2 separate regions of the Homo sapiens genome follow, and region 1 is linked to region 2. A link is a loop called in an ENCODE intact Hi-C map of the cell type or tissue named here. Cell type or tissue: Calu3. All regions are shown on one strand. Links, peaks and the distances in the headings refer to the core of each region. The heading gives the core; the rest is flanking DNA.

Region 1 (9,992 bases), core at 764-8,763, 410 kb after region 2:
ACAGTTTATATAATAATGCATATTTTCCTACACATTTTAATATATATGTGTACTTTTTACCAAAATGAAGACTTGTTGTAGTGTTTTGTAGTTTTTTTTGTTTTAAGTCAGTTTAGTCATCTAAACTAATATTCAAGGCCATATTCAGATTCTTCCCCAGTTCACCCAAAAATGTCCCCTGGCAACTGATTTACCCAAATCATTATCTACATCATATTATGTTTTTCCAGTTATTAAAATTATGAAAAAATAATGTGCTTATTATAGAAAATTTGGGAAAATGTGGAAAAAAAGTAGAAAGAAAATGGGTGTGCCCATGATGGCAGGAACCCTTCTGTTTTAATGCCTGGCACAAAGTAACACTCAATAAATACATGTTAAGAGGGATAATAGAAGAAAAATATCACTGGTCATCATACTACAAAAAGAAAACTGTTAATATTTTGGTTTTCTTCCTGTTTTATTTTTACTGTGGATATGTGAGCATGTCATACATATACATATGAATCATATTGCGTTGATCTTTCTTTTACTTATTAAATTGTGAGCATTTCTCCATGTTACTAAATTTTCCTTAAAACATGCTTTTTGGCTGGGTGTGGTGGCTCACACCTGTAATCCCAGCACTTTGGGAGGCCGAGGCGGGAGTATCACTTGAGGTCAGGAGTTTGAGACCAGCCTGGCCAACATGGTAAAACCCCGTCTCTACTAAAAATACAAAAATTAGCCAGGCGTGGTGTCAGGCACTTGTAATCCCAGCTACTCGGGAGGCTGAGGCAAGAGAATTGCTTGAACCCGGGAGGTGGAGATTGCAGTGAGCCTAGATCACACCACTGCACTCCAGTCTGGGTGACAGAGTGAGACTTCATCTCAAAAAAAAAAAAAAAAAAAACACCACAAAATGAAAAAAACCATGCTTTTTAATGACTGTGTAGAATGCCATTTTCAAGTTATCTCTGCTATTTCCCACTAATGTGGGTTTTCCAGATTTTACCATCATAGAAGAGCATCTTGGTGAAAAAGTTTGTACATAATTCTTTGACCTTATTGTTGATTATTTTCATAGGATCAAATCTTAGAAGTAGAGTTATTAAGTCAGAGGGAAAGCCTGTTACTTTCTAAGAGGTTATAATAAAATCACTCCTACCAGCAGTGGTTGGGTCCCCATCTCCCTTATTTCCTCAGATGATCAGTAATATGCAGTTTTTAAATTACTGGAATTTTTATTTTGAATTTAGGCTTTTCAGCAGTGTGGAATGTTTGCATAATTTAAAATTTTTGAATGATTTAAACCTGAGATATGCCTTTATTTGATATAAGATTAATCTTGCTTAATGCCATGCTCTTTTTAAGTTAACCTATTCTGTTAGCAAGCTATTTAAGTATAAAAAAATACAGTACTATCTTCTAGAACTATCTTGTCTAATACAGTAGCCACTAGCCAAATGTGTCACTTGAAATGAAACTAGCCCAAATTAAGATGTGATTTCAGTGTAAAATACACAGCAGATTTTAAAAACTAATGTGAAATATATCAGTAATATTTTACATTGGTCACATGTTAAAATAATATTGTGGATACTTTGGGTTAGATAAAATTTCATCTGTTTCTTTTTAAATGTGGCTACTAGAAGATTTTTAATTGCATATATGGCTTAATTGTTGTCAGTTGGACAGCCCAGCTCTAGAAATGACACTTTTTATTTAGAGAAAAAATATAAGATTAACTTAACTCTTATAGAAAGGAATACATAGATTTTTTAAAATTACATATTACATTTAAACCTCTCAATATATTTTTCGTAGTATACATGGGTTGCACGGTAATTTTTCAAGTTACAAGTGTTTGATCACAAACTATAACTTACTATGGTTCTTATGCTCTGAAAGAAATATGTGTAGGAGGACTTGAGGGAGGGTGTTAGGAAACTTACCTGAGGAATTGATCTTTCACCTAAAAATTGAAGGATGTGTGGGAATGTCTTAGGCACTGGGACTGTAAGTGCAAAGACCCTGTGGCACAAGGGAATGTTAATTATCTACCTTTCAGAAACTGGAAGAAGGCCTAGCCTAGAGCATTGAAAACAATAAGGGAAAGGAGGAGTAAGGCTGGAGAGAGAGGAATGGTTTAAAGTCTTTGTTAAAAATTTTTTTAAAAAAATCTTTATCACAAGAAGAGGATTGGCATGATCAAATTTGACTTTTAAAAAGATTACTTGGGTTGGGCATGATCAAATACTACTTAGGGAGATTAGTTTAGATGATAATGGCATTCTGGACCAGAGTGGAGTCAGAGGTGAAAAGAGGTAGATATTCCAGAATTGAGGGATTTGTGAGGTGAAATCATTTGTTACAGATATTAAAGGATAAGGAGCTTTGTCAAAGGGGATCTTAAGTTTCTGGTATGGTAACTGGGTTAGAGAGCCCTGGAACATGACCAGCTTTAAGGGAAGAGAGCTTGAGCTCTGTTCTTGTTAAGCTCAGTTTGAGATCTTTGTGGAATCAAGTGGAGAGGTCTAAGCAGGGAACTGGCTTGGCTAGGCTGTAAAGATGAATCTGAGAGTCCAAGAATATGGTAATTATTAATAAAAGCCTTAGGTAGATGAAATTGTTTTGGGAAAATTGAGTAAGGATGAAACCTAGATAAACTTGTATTACTAATTTGAGTGTGTTTAATACCTATGGGAAAATTTATTTTGTAGCCCACTTTGTGTAAAAATGAAGGCAAGGAGTAAGATCAAATAAGTTTAAATACATACCGTTTGACATATGTGTAATTAAGTAGATAATCTTACGTAATGCTTATTTGATTCTTTGGAAACATTTACCTTTTTCCTGCAGAAAATAAACTGGGCTTCCTAACTATCAAACAAGCTGAAGACAATTATGAATAGGTATTGATGTTTCTGCTGTATTAATAGATCTAGGCCAGGTGTGGTGGCTCATGCCTGTAATCCCAGCACTTTGAGAGGCCAAGGTGGGTGGATTGCTTGAGCTCCAGAGTTTGAGACCAGCCTGGGCAACATGACAAAACCCCATCTCTATAAAAAATATAAAAAATTAGCCAGATATGGTGGCAGGCACCTGTAGTCCCAGCTACTCAGGAAGCTGAAATGAAAGGATCACTTGAGCTCAGGAGGTCGAGGCTGCAGTGAGCTGAGATCACACCACTGCACTCCAGCCTGTTCAACAGAGTGAGTGAGACCCTGCCTCCAAAAAACAAACAAACAAACAAAAATCTAAGGAAAACTTACATAATTATCTTCATAAATATTGAAAAGGCATTTAAAACCCCATTTGTGATTTTTTAACAAAGCAACTTAAAATAAGAATTACTGAATAATTCTGTAAGACAATAAAAACATACACCTCAACTCAGAAATCAATATCTTAATTAAGAGTGAATATTAGATTCCTGCCTATCACCATTGTTATGAGACTTGGAAAGGAAAAGGTAAGTCTACCCCGATTTGCTAGTGATGTGATGGTATACTATATAACCACCAAGAGCTTTTGTTTATGTAAATAATGCTTGCCAGTTAGGGTGGAAGTGAAGACTACCATTTACATGAGCAGAAAAAGGTAAAATACCTAACAATAAACTTAATAAATATGAAAATTCTATATTGCTAACAGATTCAATTTTTATGTTATATAAAATTAACAATTCTGTATTTAGGTAATAAAAGTGATCCTTCCTAAGTGATTAATGAATTATTTACCACTTGTTATTCTTTAAATCATTCTAAGTGACATGTGATACTTTTCAAAGCAAAACTCCTAGGAGTAGGATTTTTAATATTTTCTTACATTTTAGTGAGGCCACAGTTTTTTAAATGGTTGAAATGAATAGTGTTTCTGCCTTAGCCACCCTCCCAAGTGAGGTTTTTGGTGTTTTCTTCTTGGTGATTGCTTAAGTTTTGTAGTATTTTCAGTTTTGCTGTGGTTTATCATCTCTCATCTTGTTTATTATGTGGATGCAAAAATGTTGACCTGGAGTATTTGCAGCTAAAATACTTCTGCTACAGTGACACTCAAAATCTGAAGCATTGATTTATTTTCTTAAGGCTTTTGTTTTTAGTGGCTATTTATAAAAAGCAATGAACTTATTAAGAGATAATTTAACTCTTTTTACACTGAACTCTTTTTATACTTTTTACTATTTTTTGATAATATCTTCATTCAAAAAAAAATTACTAAGAGTTTCAGATATCAAAAATTCATATTTTCTCTCGCCTGAAGCCCAAACAGAATATTTGAGTATTCATCACTTCTTACTTATAGTTAAGTTACCAAGTTACCACTTCCTCTTCTTTTCCATATTTCAGATTCTGTGCCAGCGGATGATAGTTTTCTGTCTCATTAGGTTTCATAAGTTTACACAAAGCACAGGGCAAGTGTTACACGTAACTAAAAAGTTCAGATTTTAATCAGATTAGCAGTGACCCTGGTTTCTGGAAGTAGGGAAGTTTTTTGTTGTTGGTGTTGCTGTTCACATAAGCATTTCTTTATGTTCATCTGCAAGTGAAACTGTGTTTAATTCTTTAAGCTTGTTTTTTTTTTTTTTCTGAGAATTCCATAACATTTAAATTATATACTAATTATAAGTGAAGCTTCAAAAAGGAATAAACAAATGATTTCATAAACTTTCTGGTTAAGTAGAAAGTAGTAATATTTCCAAAATGGAATTTCCCAAATCTAGAGCTGTCTCAAATACTTATGTGTTGTTTCAAAAATTGTCACAGTGCTTTAACTTTGATCCTTTTAAGTAAATTTTTCAAGTTTCATTTTTAAGAAGAGTATTGACGATTTAATATTGTAAACTCCTTGTTTTTGAAATCTTAAGAATGTTAAGTTTCTTAGTGCTAGTCTCAGATAAATGTGTACAACACAACTTTAAAATATTTATACAACCAAATCATAAGAGAAAACATTTTTGTAGGAAAAAGTACTATTGCAGTGATTTACCTATATCAATGAGTTTAGCAGTTCAGTTTAGAAACATTTATGTCATCCCTGGAGTTATAAAGTCCATTGGCATTCCTGTACTCTGGGAACTTAACACAAAGGTTTTCAACCTTAACTAACCCATTTAGTATCATCTTCGAAACTTTTAAAAAAGATGTTTGGGTCTACCCATTCTATTAGAGAAAAAAGTTAATAGAAAGCTAAGGTTGAGAACCTATTAGGGGAAAAAAACATGGAAACAAATGTGATTTGCTTTGTTAAATGTAATAGGAAATAGATATAAAGGAGGATTAATTCAGACAAGAAACCTGATACAACGAAAAGAACACTGGCTTTGAGTCCCACTTTCCTTACTTATTCTTTGTGGGACCGTGAACAGATTATGTGACTTGTTTCTTCCTCTGTAAAATGGGTTTTTGTGATTAAACTGAATGTATGAATAAACTGGTGTATGAATAAGTACCTTGCACAGTACCTATCACATAGTAACTTAGTAAATATAGGTGATCTCAGTTCTCCAGCCTTGATAGAAAACTTCATGCCTGAATAGAATTTTGAAGGCTTAGTCAGTGGGTTCTTTGGACATATAAGAACAATACATTAGAAGAAATGACGTGTGACAACTTAGAGGTAACCATGCCAGTGGAGAATCCAGAGGTAATTTTGTCTGGCTGGAACAAAGAGGGAGTATCTTAGCCATGTTGGCTAAGATAAGGAGTTTTAAGTAGACTGCAGTAATCCTGGCCAAAAATAATGAGGCCCTGACAAGGTATAGGTTGTGGGATGTTAAAACAAATACAGTAAGAGATATTAAGGAGGGAGAAACTTGATTGATTTAATTTGTGGTAGAGGGGGAGCGGTTGGGGTAACACTCAGATTTCTAGACTTAGAATTTAGAATATAGTGTAGGAACAAGTGGTTTCTGTTCACCTTTTGAGTAGAGGTTGAATTCAGTCGTGGAATTGGAGAATAGGAGATACATCTGAGACATCCAGGTAGAGAGATTTTAAAAAGGCATTTGGGTAGGCAGATCAGGAGGTCAGACATATAGGTAAGGTTTGAGCATTATGAACAGATAAAAACAAAAGGGGGATGAGATTTCTCAGTGATAAGAATATAGGGAAGCGGCTGAGCATGGTGGCTCACGCCTGTAATCCCAGCCCTTCGGGAGGCCAAAGTGGGTAGATCACCTGAGGTCAAGAAGTTTGAGACCAGCCTGGCCAACATGGTGAAACCGCATCTCTAATAAAAATAAAAAATTAGATGGGCATGGTAGCACAGGCCTGTAATCCCAGCTATTGCTCAGGAGGTTGAGGTGGGAGAATCGCCTGAACCTGGGAGGTGGAGGTTGTAGTGATCGCGCCACTGCACTCCAGCCTGGGCGACAGAGCAGAGCGAGACTCCATCTTAAAAAAAAAAAAAAAAAAAAAAAGAATATAGAGAAGCCAGGGCAATCAGATTCATTGAAGGATAAGGGATAGAATATAAGTAGGAGAATCAAAAGAGAATTGCCAGCAGGGCGTGGTGACTCAAACCTGTAATCCCAGCACTTTGGGAGCCCAAGGTAAGTCAATTGCTTGAGCTCAGGAGGTTGAGACCAGCCTGGGCAACATGGCGAAACACTGTCTCTACAAAAAATTTAAAAATTAGCTGGGCATGGTGGTGTACACCTGTAGTCCCAGTTATTTGGGTGGCTGAAGTGGGAGGATTGCTTGAACCCAGGAGGCAGAGGCAGCAGTGAGCCATGATTGCACCACTGTACTGCAGCCTGGGAAAAGAAGGAGACTCTGTCTCAAAAAAAAAAAAAAAAAAAAAAAAGAAGAAGAAGAAGAATGCTTTTCAGAAATGCTTTTTCACTTAAAAATGTATTTTAGACACTTTGCCCTATTAGTAATATAGCTTTCTCTTTTTTAATGGCTGCACTTTTTATTTACACACTTCCTTATTAATAGACTGTTTTCAGCTGCTTTTTAAAAAATTGAACAAACAATACTGGAATCAATACTTTGTGGAAATATCTTTGTATATTTGCATGAATGCCTCTGTAGAATACATCCTTGCAGATGAAATTGCTTAGTCAAAAGAATGGAAACAACAGACACCAGAGCCTACTTGAAGGTGGAAGGAGGGAAGAGGGTGAGGATGGAAAAACCACCTGTCGGGTACTATGCTTATTACCTGGGTGATGAAATAATTTGGACACCAAACCCCCGTGACACTCAATTTACCTATGTAACAAACCTGCACATGTACCCCTGAACCTAAAATAAAAGTTTAAAAAATTAAAAATTTTAAAAAGAATTCATTAAAATGTTTCGTATGCTACTAAACTGCAATAGGGTGTGTGAGCCAATATATACTCCTACCAATAGTATCTTTTAGAGAACTTTTACATTGTAGATACTGGACCAGAAAAGTTAATGTTTGCAAACTTAAACAATTGCTAAATGCTTTCTGAAAGTGAAAATTGTTAAAATTTGCCAAAGTGTTCCAGTTTTATGTTATGTTTGTATGTTTTTTAAAATGTTATCCTTAAAGTAGCATGCTTCCTAGATTGAAGGTAGTATGAATTTGAAAAATAAATAGTAATTTTCGTTTATTACTTTTATACACAATTCTGTAAAGAGAAAAAGAACACTTTCATTTTATCAAATACTTGGTTCGTTGAAATAATGTAATTTAAGAATGCATTTTGTCTTTGTAAGCACCAGATCAGGGAGGAAGTCTTTGTTTTAAAAGAAGCCCTGTTCCCTCCTCTTGTATGCTAGAAGCAGTAATTGGATTTGGAGGAATTGGATGAGATGGAAAGAATACTTTTTTATACTTTATATTAAAACCTATTTCTGGTTTGTAAAATCAATTTAAGAGGGTCATGACCAGCTTTTAAGAAAAAATGAAATAGAACTAAAAATCAGAGTACATAGAGAGTAAGGGTAAATACTGTTTGGCGAAACTTTTTTTTTTAAAATGTATGTTGGGTCATCATGTAAAATGTATTTCTTCTGTGAGTCATAGGGGAAAAATGTGTGAAAAATTCTGCTTTATATGACGGGCCAATTCTCAAGTTGTTTCTAACCAGATGTATTGGGTACCCTGCAAATAAATGTTATATATTTTTTTCTTTTATCCTTTAGCCTTTCTACCTCTCAGGAAAAAGTAAAACTTTAAACCAAGCAAAACCATCATTAAAAAAGGTCAACCAGCTAGGAATTTGTTCTCCATGGAATTCCTTCCATAGTTTTTGTGCAGTTATTAGTATCGGTAGACCCATTTGTGGCATTACCTGTGTACACTCCACACGCATACACTCTTGAGCACTATTTTGGAATGTGTTTATATTTGATTTTTCAGATATATGAAGTTTGTTTTATAATAATTCCCTGAAAAATATCATGTGTGCTATTATCTGTGGATCATTTATGACTGTCTTTAAGTTTGGTTAATTGTTTTGTTTCCTTCTGTCACTTCATTGCCTCCAGGTCATCTTTTTCTCTTAATTGATGGGTGGTAAGAAAACAAATTAAAGTAAAATTAATAGCACCTGGCAAAGACTTAATTTGTGAGGTAAATCTGCTGTTACTTAGGTCATATTTTAAGGCCAAATTTGTGAGTTGTAGATTATGTAGGACATCGTTGCTTACTTTCTTAGTGGCTCAGATAATTGAACTCTAACTGCACTTGGTTGCAGTTTTATAACCTTTAGTAAATGCTTCTTTCTGTAAGAGGTGAGTTGCTCTCATGGTGGGTGTTTGTGATGTAGAAAGCAGCACTGTCAGAGGAATGGCAGCTGCCACAGTTACGTTTTTAGGTTACAGACTAGAGTGGTATTTTTTCATTTTGAAAGTCCACACAGTAGTTTGTTACTTTGTTTTTCTGGGGATTTTTTTTCTCAGTATACACTAGTCACTTGAGGTTTAACTTAGTCTTGACCAAAATGCTAATTTAAAACTTTACAGCAAGAAACTTACTTTAAAGCATGTCTGCTGTTCATGTCAGCTGATTGCAAAATCTTCTGTGGGAAAATTTTCATGAAGTATTAAAGTCCTGGGGAGCAGAGAACAAGAAAAAGAAATTAGTTGGACTATCCAGAGTGTAGCATTATGCTCTGGCGACACTCACTGACACCTCTGCTTATGCTGAGGAATTGTCTCAAATCAAAGCAAATATTCATGATAGCAGGTCTAAAAACTCACTACAAATTTTTGTCATTTAGCTAGGGTTTTTTGCAGCTTGCATATAATGTACTGCCCCTCTTAACATACTTTCTCTTTAGACATGTTGCAGCACAAATGATTGGGTTGTTTGTCCCACATTCATCACATTTCAGGCCACATTTCAAATCCCACTTATTTACCTTGATTACATTTGGATATTTCATAACTTATTTGGTGAAGCACTAAGAGACCAGAGGTGTGGTTATAGAAATCTAATTGGAGTGTGCGTGAGTTGGAGCACAATTCAAGAGTGGTTAGTAGAATAAATGCCCCAGCAAGAATGATGATAATATATTTAGTTCCTGCTGTGAGCCAGGCTCTGAGGATGCAATGGTAAACAACAGAGGTCTATGCCTACACAACATTTACAGTCATTTGAGCTCAAATAAAGTAACTCTTGAAAGAGCAGTTTCGGTAGAGCGGTAGCATGGAAGCCAGATTGTGTTGAGTTGAGGAGTGAGTGGGAAGTTAGGAAGTCGAGAGAGTGAATAGGCACATCTCTTTCAAGAAGCTTGGTGGTGAGGAGGAGAAGAGCTAGGGCGCACAGAAGAGAGGATTCTGTTTTGTTTTGTTTTGTTCTGATTTGTTTTGAGTATGGAAGAGGCTGAACGTTTATAGGAAAGGATCAATAGTGATGGAAAATTTTTAAAAGCCCCTGAGCAAGCAGTTGAGAAGAAAAACAGAAGGTCCAGGGATTATCTGTAGACAAGATTGTGGATGTAAGCAAGATTTTAGTGAAGGGACATGAAATCAAAGCAGTTTCTGCCTTTCAGATTCTATTTTCATTGCAGAGTTTCAGGGATATGAGAG
Region 2 (9,992 bases), core at 584-8,583:
TTTGATGTTACTGTTATAACTGTTTGGGGGTGCCCTGAATTGTGTCCATATAAGGTGGTACACTTAATTGATAAATGCTGAGTGGGTTCTGACTGCTCTACTGTTTCTCCCATCTCTGCTCACTCTCCTTAAGCCTCCCTATTTCCTGGGACACAATATTGAAATTATGCCAATTAATACTCCTACAGTGGCCTCTAACTGTTTAAGGGAAAGGAAGAGTTGCAAGTCTCTCTCCCTTTAAATCAAAAGCTTGATTTATGGTGATGCTGCTCCATCACTTAATATTTAATTATTTTCTCAGAGATTCATATTTTTCAGTATCTTAAGAAATGTTTATAATCTGTTCTTTGTAGATAACTTTTGATACAATGAAGTAAGTTCTATTTTTTTTTTTTTACCACTCTTAATATATAATAGACCTGGAAATACAATCAAAGACCTCAAGAAACATTGCACTTAGTTTCAAGGTAGAATGCTGTATAAATGTTTGATTCTCCATGGGGAGGGAAAACTACATCTAAATCAAATATCTAAATAGAGCATATATTCTCTGCTCTTTTAGAGAAGCTAACTTTAAGCCTTTTAGTTTCGAAATTCCATTATAAGCTCCATTCAAAAGGGATGAAAACAGAAAAATGTAGTTGAAAATTCAAATTACAAATAAGTCTCCAATATTGTAGTAAAGTCGACTACTAATAGAGAGAAATCATTATTAAAAGATGACAATTATTACTACTCTAATGAAAAAAGGTTTCATCTTATGAGAGTTCTAATTTTCTCTTTGGGTCACAAAAAGTTTTCAAAAGTAGCATCTAATCTTTCTTTAACCAAATCATAATGTTTTCCCAATAATTTTTTTTTTTTTGAGACAGAGTGTTGCTCTGTTGCCCAGGCTGGAGTGGAGTGGAGCGATCTCAGCTCACTGCAACCTCTGCCTCCCAGGTTCAAGCGATTCTCCTGCCTCAGCCTCCTAAGTAGCTGGGACTACAGGTGCATGCCACCACGCCCAGCTAATTTTTTGTATTTTTAGTAGAGACGGGATTTCACCATGTTAGCCAGAATGGTCTCGATATCCTGACCTCGTGATCTGCCCAACTCGGCCTCCCAAAGTGCTGAGATTACAGGTGTGAGCCACCGTGCCCGGCCCTTTTGTTTGTTTAAACAGAGTGAATATTTTAAATCACTCAGTATGATATTCTTATTTAACCCTTTTCATTAAGAAAACAATAAATATATACAGCTGGGATATTTCTATGAATTCCCTCTTTATCCACTCTTGATTATTGTTATGTTAGCACATTAAAAATACCCCAATTAGGTAAATTATTATGAACAACTTTCTCCCCAAAATTACAACTTTTCTCATCACTAACTTAACATCCATTTTATACCTACACAAGAGAATGAATACTGCCTTCTCACAAATAGATTAGAAAACTGGATCCAAAACAATCATACATTACTGAGCAGCGCATGTCTGTATTCTAGAAATCAGATTAAGCTTTTCATGAATTTCCTATAGAAAGAAAAAAAGTTCAATTATACTTTTTCTTCTGGTGAAAATAAAATGTTTCAAAAAAGAACACTGCTGGGAAACTAACAAGTATTCATTTTTTAGCAGGAAGACTCCCCCTAATCAATTATCAGACCTAAAATTATTAAATCTCTCCCAACCATATCAGAGGAAGAACAAACAGAATATTCAGGTAGAAATATTACTTAAAATCTCTACAAAGTATGACTGTCAATATTTTTAACAAATTCTTCATAATTTTTCCCACCTTATGATAATATTTAAATATTAAATTGTAGTTGTCTCAAAGGTCCAGATCTCTTTCTTGAGAAGATCTTGGGAAAAGATTTATGGCTGAAAAACTATGCTTCTGAATAAGCTGTCTACAGCTAACTAAAGTACAATGACAGCATCACCATTCTGGCTACGAAACAACAACATAATTCTCAAATTTGTAACGGAAAAGTAAGCAATGAACAACATTAAGTTCTAAAATATGTTTTTGTTTTTTTTTTTAAAGCCCTAAGTACTGTAGCTTGATTGCAAAAATATTAAAAATGAACAGCTTTCAGTTCTCTGTTAACCAATAATCAACAGGCAATATACACCTGTAGTGATATTTCTTAGGCTTTAAGGCTGATGAGAGATGAGATTCATAGTGTAAATATTCTCTAAGAACACAAAAGCCTTGGAGCTTGAGATTTATTTAACTTCTTCCCTAAGATGGAAGGAAATGTAATCCATACAACATACTTCCTAAAACTGAATATGAAAAAATAAATGTGAAAAGTTAAATAGAAAAGATCTGATGAATTATGCTTCAAATTATTCCCTTTGCAAGCTTACTTTAACCTGAAGCATTGACAATGTGACACTTAAAATGAAGCCACAGAACACATACCTCTCTGTTTCATCGTTAGCACCACAAGCTATACAGAAAACCTTCTCACAGAAAAATAAAATCCAGATTGTATTAAAGCATCTGCCAGTTACAGTTGGAACCACACACTGAATAGCTGGCTGTCTGTTCACAGTTCTTTCACTTAAGCACCTCGTAACGTGTGTAGGTGGGCCTATGTTACGCAAAATAGGTAAACACTACATAATTCTAGATTCCATTGACTGAAGTGAGAATTCACTTCTCCCTCACCTCCTCCCTAAGGAAGTCTGTGGCCCAAAAGGAAAGAAACAGAAGTAAGAGGAAGCACAGAGCAATTTTTTAACACAGGCTTAATATCAAGTTATAGAGTAAGGTACTTCCAGAAAGAGTATGATATTCCATTTCTTAAAAAGCAGCCTGAATTAACTACATATTCTATAAATGTCAGAAGTATAACTATGATACTGAAGCACCTTTTCATATTAGTAAACCTATTTTTACAGATTTAGTATAGTACTCAATCTGTTAAGCAACACTCCATTTAAAAAAAACACAAAAATCAATACAATTCATATGTAAAGAAAGAAGCCCCTTTAGCACTATTAAGTGAAACTGATTTTTGTGGTCTGGTTATAAAATACTATATTATCCCAGGCATAAAAATAGGTGAACATTCAATCACATTTTCAATTGATCACACTTGTTTATTTCCAGCTTTATTCTTTACAATTTTAAAATAAATTAGATACATTTGATGCTCATGAATACGGAGGAACTACAGCAGTAGCCAGAGGTAAGCTGGGATTGGACAAGCTTAATCAAATAGCTATGGAAAGCACCTACATACTGACATGTGCTGTTCTCAGATTATCCCACTTGTAAATTCCATTCTAGAAAGTACTGCCTGCTACTCCAAATTTCCCCATATGCTGTCTCAGGAAAAGAACTGTGTTTTCTTATAGTGAATGGTTACACATAGAGCTAGTCTAATCCTCCAAATAGCCAAAGGCGAACCTGATTAATTACATTTAAGATTATTTAAAAGAATACTAAAATTAAGTCACAAGTAAATGCTGTTCATACTTGTTCAATAATTTGCCCATGCAAATCATCGATAATCTCCACCCATTAAAGTTCAACTTGAGTCTAGATGCTTGATATTCTTTTATTAAAGTTCTTTAGTAGCCCTAAAGTGTTCAACCCTTTTGTAAAAAGTTACTAGTTATTACAGCAGAGCCCTAAAATTAGTATTGATACCCATAGTTCACAGCCACCTAAGTAAATGGCTATCCAGACAATTTCAGCCTTAATTCAATTACACTATACTGAATGATACATTGCTAATAAAACCTGACTGGAGAGTCAGTAAGTGTCCTTGGTGATCTTAATTGGAATCATTCAAAGTCCCACCTATAAATACATTGTTATCTTTTTTTAAAAAAGTAGTATAAAAATACTTTTGGTGGTGCTAAGTTTATCTGCAAAGCCTTCTTACAATGTGTCCACAGGACAATAGTTCTGGTTCACAGTAAGGCTATCATTTTTAAGAGAACATCACTATAATAGTACCTAGTAACTTAATGCCTTGGCACAAAATGAACCACCCTTTATCACACAGCTACAAGTTTACTTCTGTTGCTTCCCAGCATTCGGTAACTGTCCCATCCCCTGAAGCAGTTCTGTAAATCTGTTTAATGTTTCTTTTGCTCCTTGTGCTGGCAGCAGGCCCACTTAGGTTACAGCGAAATAAATCTGCGCAGGTAGGCTGCTTATATCCAATGTTGATACCTGTTCAGTCCAGGAAACATACCTGCAAAAATGATCGGGGCATATTCTAGGGTTTGCTGTTTGATGATCCTGCCTTGTCATGTGATTCCGGGCTGATGAGATTGCTCAAGAAGCCGGACATGACAAATTTAATATTCATACTAAATAGAATGTAGTTGTAGCTGACTCTCAATGTCTTATACTTGATTCCATAACAAAACCTGAGGTCCTGCCATTCTTTGGACCAACATACCAACTCTCTTAACTTTGGAAGTATATTTCCTGCTTAATCCTAGGGAAACCAAGATATCAATAGTCCTTATATCATCATTAACATCTTAATGATTAAAAACAGAGCACTGAGAGTATAAAAATTCCTTATGTCTTTAAAGATCTGTGTTTATATCAAATAATCTCTTGAGGAAATATTTTTTTTCTTAAAAAGTTCTAAAAAGACATTAAAGATAAAATCTCCATATTTTCTAAGTATTATAATGAGCTGGCCAGGTGCCATGGCCCACGCCTGTAATCCCAGCACTTTGGAAGGCCAAGGCAGGTGGATCACCTGAGGTCAGGAGTTCGAGACCAGCCTGGCCAACATGGAGAAACCCCGTCTCTACTAAAAATATAAAATTAGCCAGGCGTGGTGGCACATGCCTGTAATCCCAGCTACTTGGGAGGCTGAGGCAGGAGAATAGCTTGAACCCGGGAGGCGGAGGTTGTGGTGAGCCGAGATCACGCCATGGCACTCCAGCCTGGACAACAAGAGCAAAACTCCGTCTTCAAAAAAAAAAAAAAAAGAGTATTATAATGACCTATTTTTATAATGGGACAAATAATCGTATTCATAAAGAAAAAAGGGTTAGAATAAAATTTCTAAGCTTTTCTTTTCAAAACTACATTTTTTAAAAAGACAACTTTCTTTTTGCTTCTCATATATGCTTTCTTTACAATGATGTTTAATTAATAACATCATGGAGGCCAGTCAAATACAAAAACAAAACATAACCAAAACCTGAAGTAGTGTTCTTGGTGGGAATCAAAGTTACCAAACTTTGGCAAATGAACCTGAATCTCAATGACTTTCCCCTACTCTTCCATATCCTGCTTGGCTTACAAAAGTCTTAAACTTCCGTATTTTCCTCTACGATGTCTGAACCTCTAGCAATTACCTCAGTTGAGCTCAGGGAAAATGATAAACTTTCAGTACTCTGAAACTTAAAAAAAAAAAAAAAAAAACTCCAGAAAAAAAAACGAACAAAACAAAGTGTACTTACCTCACAATTTCTAGGCCTTTTCAGATGTCTCTTTTCTTACGGACCTATTTTTCTTATTAGGTTTTTGTTTCACCCTTGGACACACTGACCTCTGAGAACGTCCTGCTTCTTTAATGATCTCTGAATACTTCCAAGAAGGCAATCAAGGACTCATTCGTCACAGTCCCTTTACCTCTAGCCACACCCTCAGCAGGTGCATAAATTATTTCTTCCTTTAGTTCCACTCCACTGGTGACTCTTAGGTCACGTTCCTCCATCCCACAATGCAAATTCACGCAGATGGCATTTGCTATTCTACAGTACATTTGTATTGAATATCGAAACATGCCCAGTTTTTTACTTGTCAAATCCATCTAACTCCAATCCTTTTGAGAAAATGTACATTAGGCCTAAGATTTTTCAACAAGGTTTAAGAAGAAAAATAATCACTGTATTACTGTATTATATAATTACATTTTAAAGCTGGAAAGAACCTTAAAGAATATACTGTGCAATTTGTTCAATTTTCCTTCCAATTTCATTTTATAATAGATGAGAAAAATCTATATTCAGAGAGGGTAAGTTATTTGATGACAGTCATAGGGCTAAGTAGTGCAGCTTGCTAACTGATCTTGGGACTCCTATGTTGGCGTCTGTTTCATTAATTTTGGAGGCAATACCACAAGCACTAAAGAACAGAGCAGTCAGCCAATAAGTAACTCCTACCTTGTACTGTGTATTATTACAGGAGATGGCCAAGTGTTCAACTTTAGCTCCACTCTTTTCTATATGTTGTTATAATTTTATACCACAAAGAAAAAGCTGAAAATCAGACAAAAATTTAATGAAAGGCATACCATGGAGATTTGTTTCTTTTTGCTCACCAGATAGAGCACTGCCTTCCTAAATTGGCTGTTCATACTCCCACTTTGTGGGCTGTGTTTACCTGGCAGTCTCTTTAAACGAACAAAAGAAAGCTAGGTATCAAAAGTACTGCCATAGGTAACCCACATAATGGGAAAAATTATTTGCAAATCATGTATCTGATAAAGGACTTATATCTAGAATACCTAAAAAGGTCTCATAACTCAATAAAATATAAATGAAATTAAAATTTGGTAAAAGATCCATTTATTTCTCCAAAGAAGATATACAAATAGCCAATATGTACATAAAAAGATGCTCATTAGCCATTAGGGAAATACAAATCAAACCCACAATGACCACTTCAAACCCATGGCTATTATCAAAAAGTCAGATAATGACAAATATTGGTAAGGATGTGGAAAAGCTGGAGTCCTCAATCATGGCTAGTGGGAAAGTAAAATGGTGTAGTTACTTTGGAAAACACTCTGGCAGTTCCTCCAGATTAAACATTAAGTTCTCATGTGACTCAGGAATTCAATTCCTAGGTATATACCCAGGAGAAATGAAGACCTATGTCCACACACAGACTGTGCATTAATGTTCACAGCAGCAATATTCATAATAGCCCCAAAGTAGAAACAACCCAAATGTCCATCAACAGTCGGATAAACAAAATGTGGTATATCCATATAATGGAATATTATTTTGCAATAAAAAGGAATGAATTACTGATATATACCACAACATGGATGAACCTGGAAAACATTCTGCTAAGTGAAAGAAGTCAGTCACAAAGGATCACATATTGTATGATTCCATTTATATGAAATGTCCAGAAAAGGCAAATCCAGAGACAGAAAGAAAGTAGATTAGTGGTTGCCTGGGAGGGGAAAGAAAGGGGAGAAAATAGGAAATTGGGGAATGATAGCTAAAGGCTATGACATGAGATTTGTTTTTCGGGTGAAAATGTTCTAAAATTGATTGTGCTGCACAGCTCTGAGACTATACTAAAAACCACTGAAGTGTACACTTTAAGTGTTTACATAAATGGTATAAAAATTATACCTCAATAAAGCGAAGCAAGCAAGCAAGCAAATAAAGCTCTAGCACATTAAAAACAAAAGCCTGCTATAGACTCAAGGTTCACTGGAAGCTGGCACATACCTCTGGAATTCAAATATATTACCGATCTTATGCAACTTTATAACCTACATAAATTTTAAAAATTCTAGATACTGTTAACTCCTACTTCTTGGCCAGAGAAACTGAGGGAAACTAATCATTTGAACATTCTACAAGATAAATTTTCACAAGCAAAACTGAAAGCTTTCCCAAATGAAGTGCTTTTTGTACCAGAAATTATGAAATTGACACTTAGGTTTGGAATTTTAAATCTCATAATCTGTTTCAGACTAGCTTTAATCATAAACATGTGCTTTTTTGTTTATGTTTTTGCTGATAATCTTGCATCATGTTCAATGAGTGTTCTCTCTGACATCAACCACCAACTCTCCAATTCTGACACCAACTGGGCATCCAACAAATCAATTCAGTTCTGACACTATTATCTACCTTTAGTGTCAGATCTCACAAGTTAAAGGGCTCATGCCACAAGACTCCCCTAAGTTCAGATGCCAATCAAAGTCCCAAACCACCTGACTTCTGACCAACTAGCTATAAATTGGGGGTTCCCACAACCCCCTCCTCAGGTTCCATAATTTACTGGTACAGCTCACAGAAGAACAAGAAAACACTTCTTTTATGTTTACTGGTTTATTAAAAAGAATGCAACCCAGGAACAGCCAAATGGAAGAGATGCACAGGGCAAGGTATGTGGGGGTGGGGGCGGGGGCGCGGGGAGGGTAGAGCAGTGGAGCTTCCATGCCCTGTCCAGGAATGCCACCCTCCCAGCAACTTGATGTGTTCACCAACCCAAAAACTCAATCTCCAGGCCTCTGTCCCTTTCCCAGAGGTCACTGGGTGAGACAAAAGTCCCAACCCTCTTAATTTCTTGGTCCTTCTGGCGACCAGCCCCATCCTGATGCCATCTCAGGGCCCCACCCTAAGTTACCTATTATGATCAGAAAGGGGGTTGTTATAAATAATAAAAGACATCCTATCACTCAAAAAAATTCTCAGCATTATAGGAACTCTGTGCCAGGAAGACAGCGTGGTAGAAAGACCAAATAGATTTTTGTATTACACCACAGCAACAGCATCGAAGTAAGCTGAATATTCAAATACATAGCTCAATATAATCCCATGACCAATAAGTTTCACTTGATCCCTCTGAGGACAAAGACATTACCAAACCAACAGATTTGGTATTTAATCCAATGCCTGGTATTTAATATAAATACCCAATGTTTTAATTAATTACCTAGCCTGTCCCTCTAGCTAGCTAATAGTTCTATTTGGTTAAATAGCTAGAAGTCAAAATCTTCTAATAACTAATATACCTAGGTTAACAGATGATGATATCCCTTCACCACAGAAGTACCTAGATTAGTACAGGTTGAACAACCCGAATCTGAATCCGCAAAATGCTCCAAAACCTGAAATTTTTGAGCAACACGACATCGTAAGTGGAAAATTCCACATGTAAGTACTTAACACAAACTTTCATGCACAAAATTAATAAAAATATTGTATAAAATTGTCTTCAAGCTATTTGTATAAGGTGTATATGAAACATAAATGAATTTTATGGGTCCCATCCCGAAGATATCTCATAATATATATGCAAGTATTCCAAAATCCAAAACACTTCCGGTCCCAAGGATCTGGTTAAGGGATATATTCAACCTATACTCTCCATAAAATGCTAATTAATGATTTCTTCTATTAATAACCATTGTGAGCTTTCTTTGCAGTTTAATTTGCTTTGATGTTGGAGCAGTTCTTAAACCAAGGGCTGTGGTCTCCCTATTTTTTTTTGAGACGGAGTCTCACTCTGTTGCCAGGCTGGAGTGCAGTCACACGATCACAGATCACTGCAACCTCTGCCTCCCGGGTTCAACCGATTCTCCTGCCTCAGCCTCCCAAGTAGCTGGGACTACAGGCACACACCACCATGTCCAGCTAATTTTTGTATTTTTAGTAGAGACGGGGTTTCATCATGTTGGCCAGGACGGTCACGATCTCTTGACCTCGTGATCTGCCTGCCTTGGCCTCCCAAAGTGCTGGGATTACAGGCATGAGCCACTGTGCCCAGCGGGTCTCCCTACTTTTAATTTAGTGCATCTAGAGTCACCAACAACACAATTACTAACCCAACAAATATTACTGAGCATTCACTATAAGGTCAGAAGTTATGGGAGTATTCAAACTAATGCAAAAGGTATGCCTCCCTATACCAAACATTTGTTTACTTATGTTTACTAAAAAAGGATGTAAATTAAATCAGTATAGAACAGATATCATATTAATGCAAAAGACCATAAATACCGTAAGACTTCAAAGAAAAGTGTTATTACTTAGGAGGAAGAGGAACAAGAGGAAGCTTCATAGCAGAGGTATTCAATTTGGACCTTGAGAGACAGACCGGACTTTGATAAGTGAAAAAAAAAAACCAGTTTAGGTGGAAGAAACAATCGCATAAAGATAAAAAAGACAAGGGGTAAAAAGTATATTGTGTTCTCAGGAAAGGGTAAGTCAGTAGGTTCCCTGGAGTTTGGTTAGGAGATAAATAAAAAGTAAGTTTGTGGAA

What was found. Peaks named below come from ENCODE experiments on the same cell type or tissue, not always from the same donor. Only the 100,000 strongest peaks of a DNase experiment are listed, where the experiment ranks them.
Region 1: a loop joins it to region 2, with 2.8 times the contacts of the local background. A loop is called at or near these places in 1 of 110 quality-filtered maps.

What each region holds. Positions count from the first base shown.
Region 1 is chr2:64,530,190-64,540,181 of GRCh38, forward strand. The region is part of intron 1 of AFTPH (aftiphilin); the gene reads left to right. It overlaps LOC105374773 (a long non-coding RNA gene), which reads right to left. Exons shown (of 7, transcript XR_007086343.1): 7 at 8,552-9,012. Among named protein-coding and RNA genes, the nearest start is that of MIR4434, 9.7 kb to the left of the region's middle. In Calu3, for the core only: no CTCF peak of the experiment used is centred there; no DNase peak of the experiment used is centred there.
Region 2 is chr2:64,116,963-64,126,954 of GRCh38, forward strand. All of the region lies in intron 1 of PELI1 (pellino E3 ubiquitin protein ligase 1), which reads right to left. Among named protein-coding and RNA genes, the nearest start is that of PELI1, 22 kb to the right of the region's middle. In Calu3, for the core only: no CTCF peak of the experiment used is centred there; a DNase peak (open chromatin) is centred at 4,189.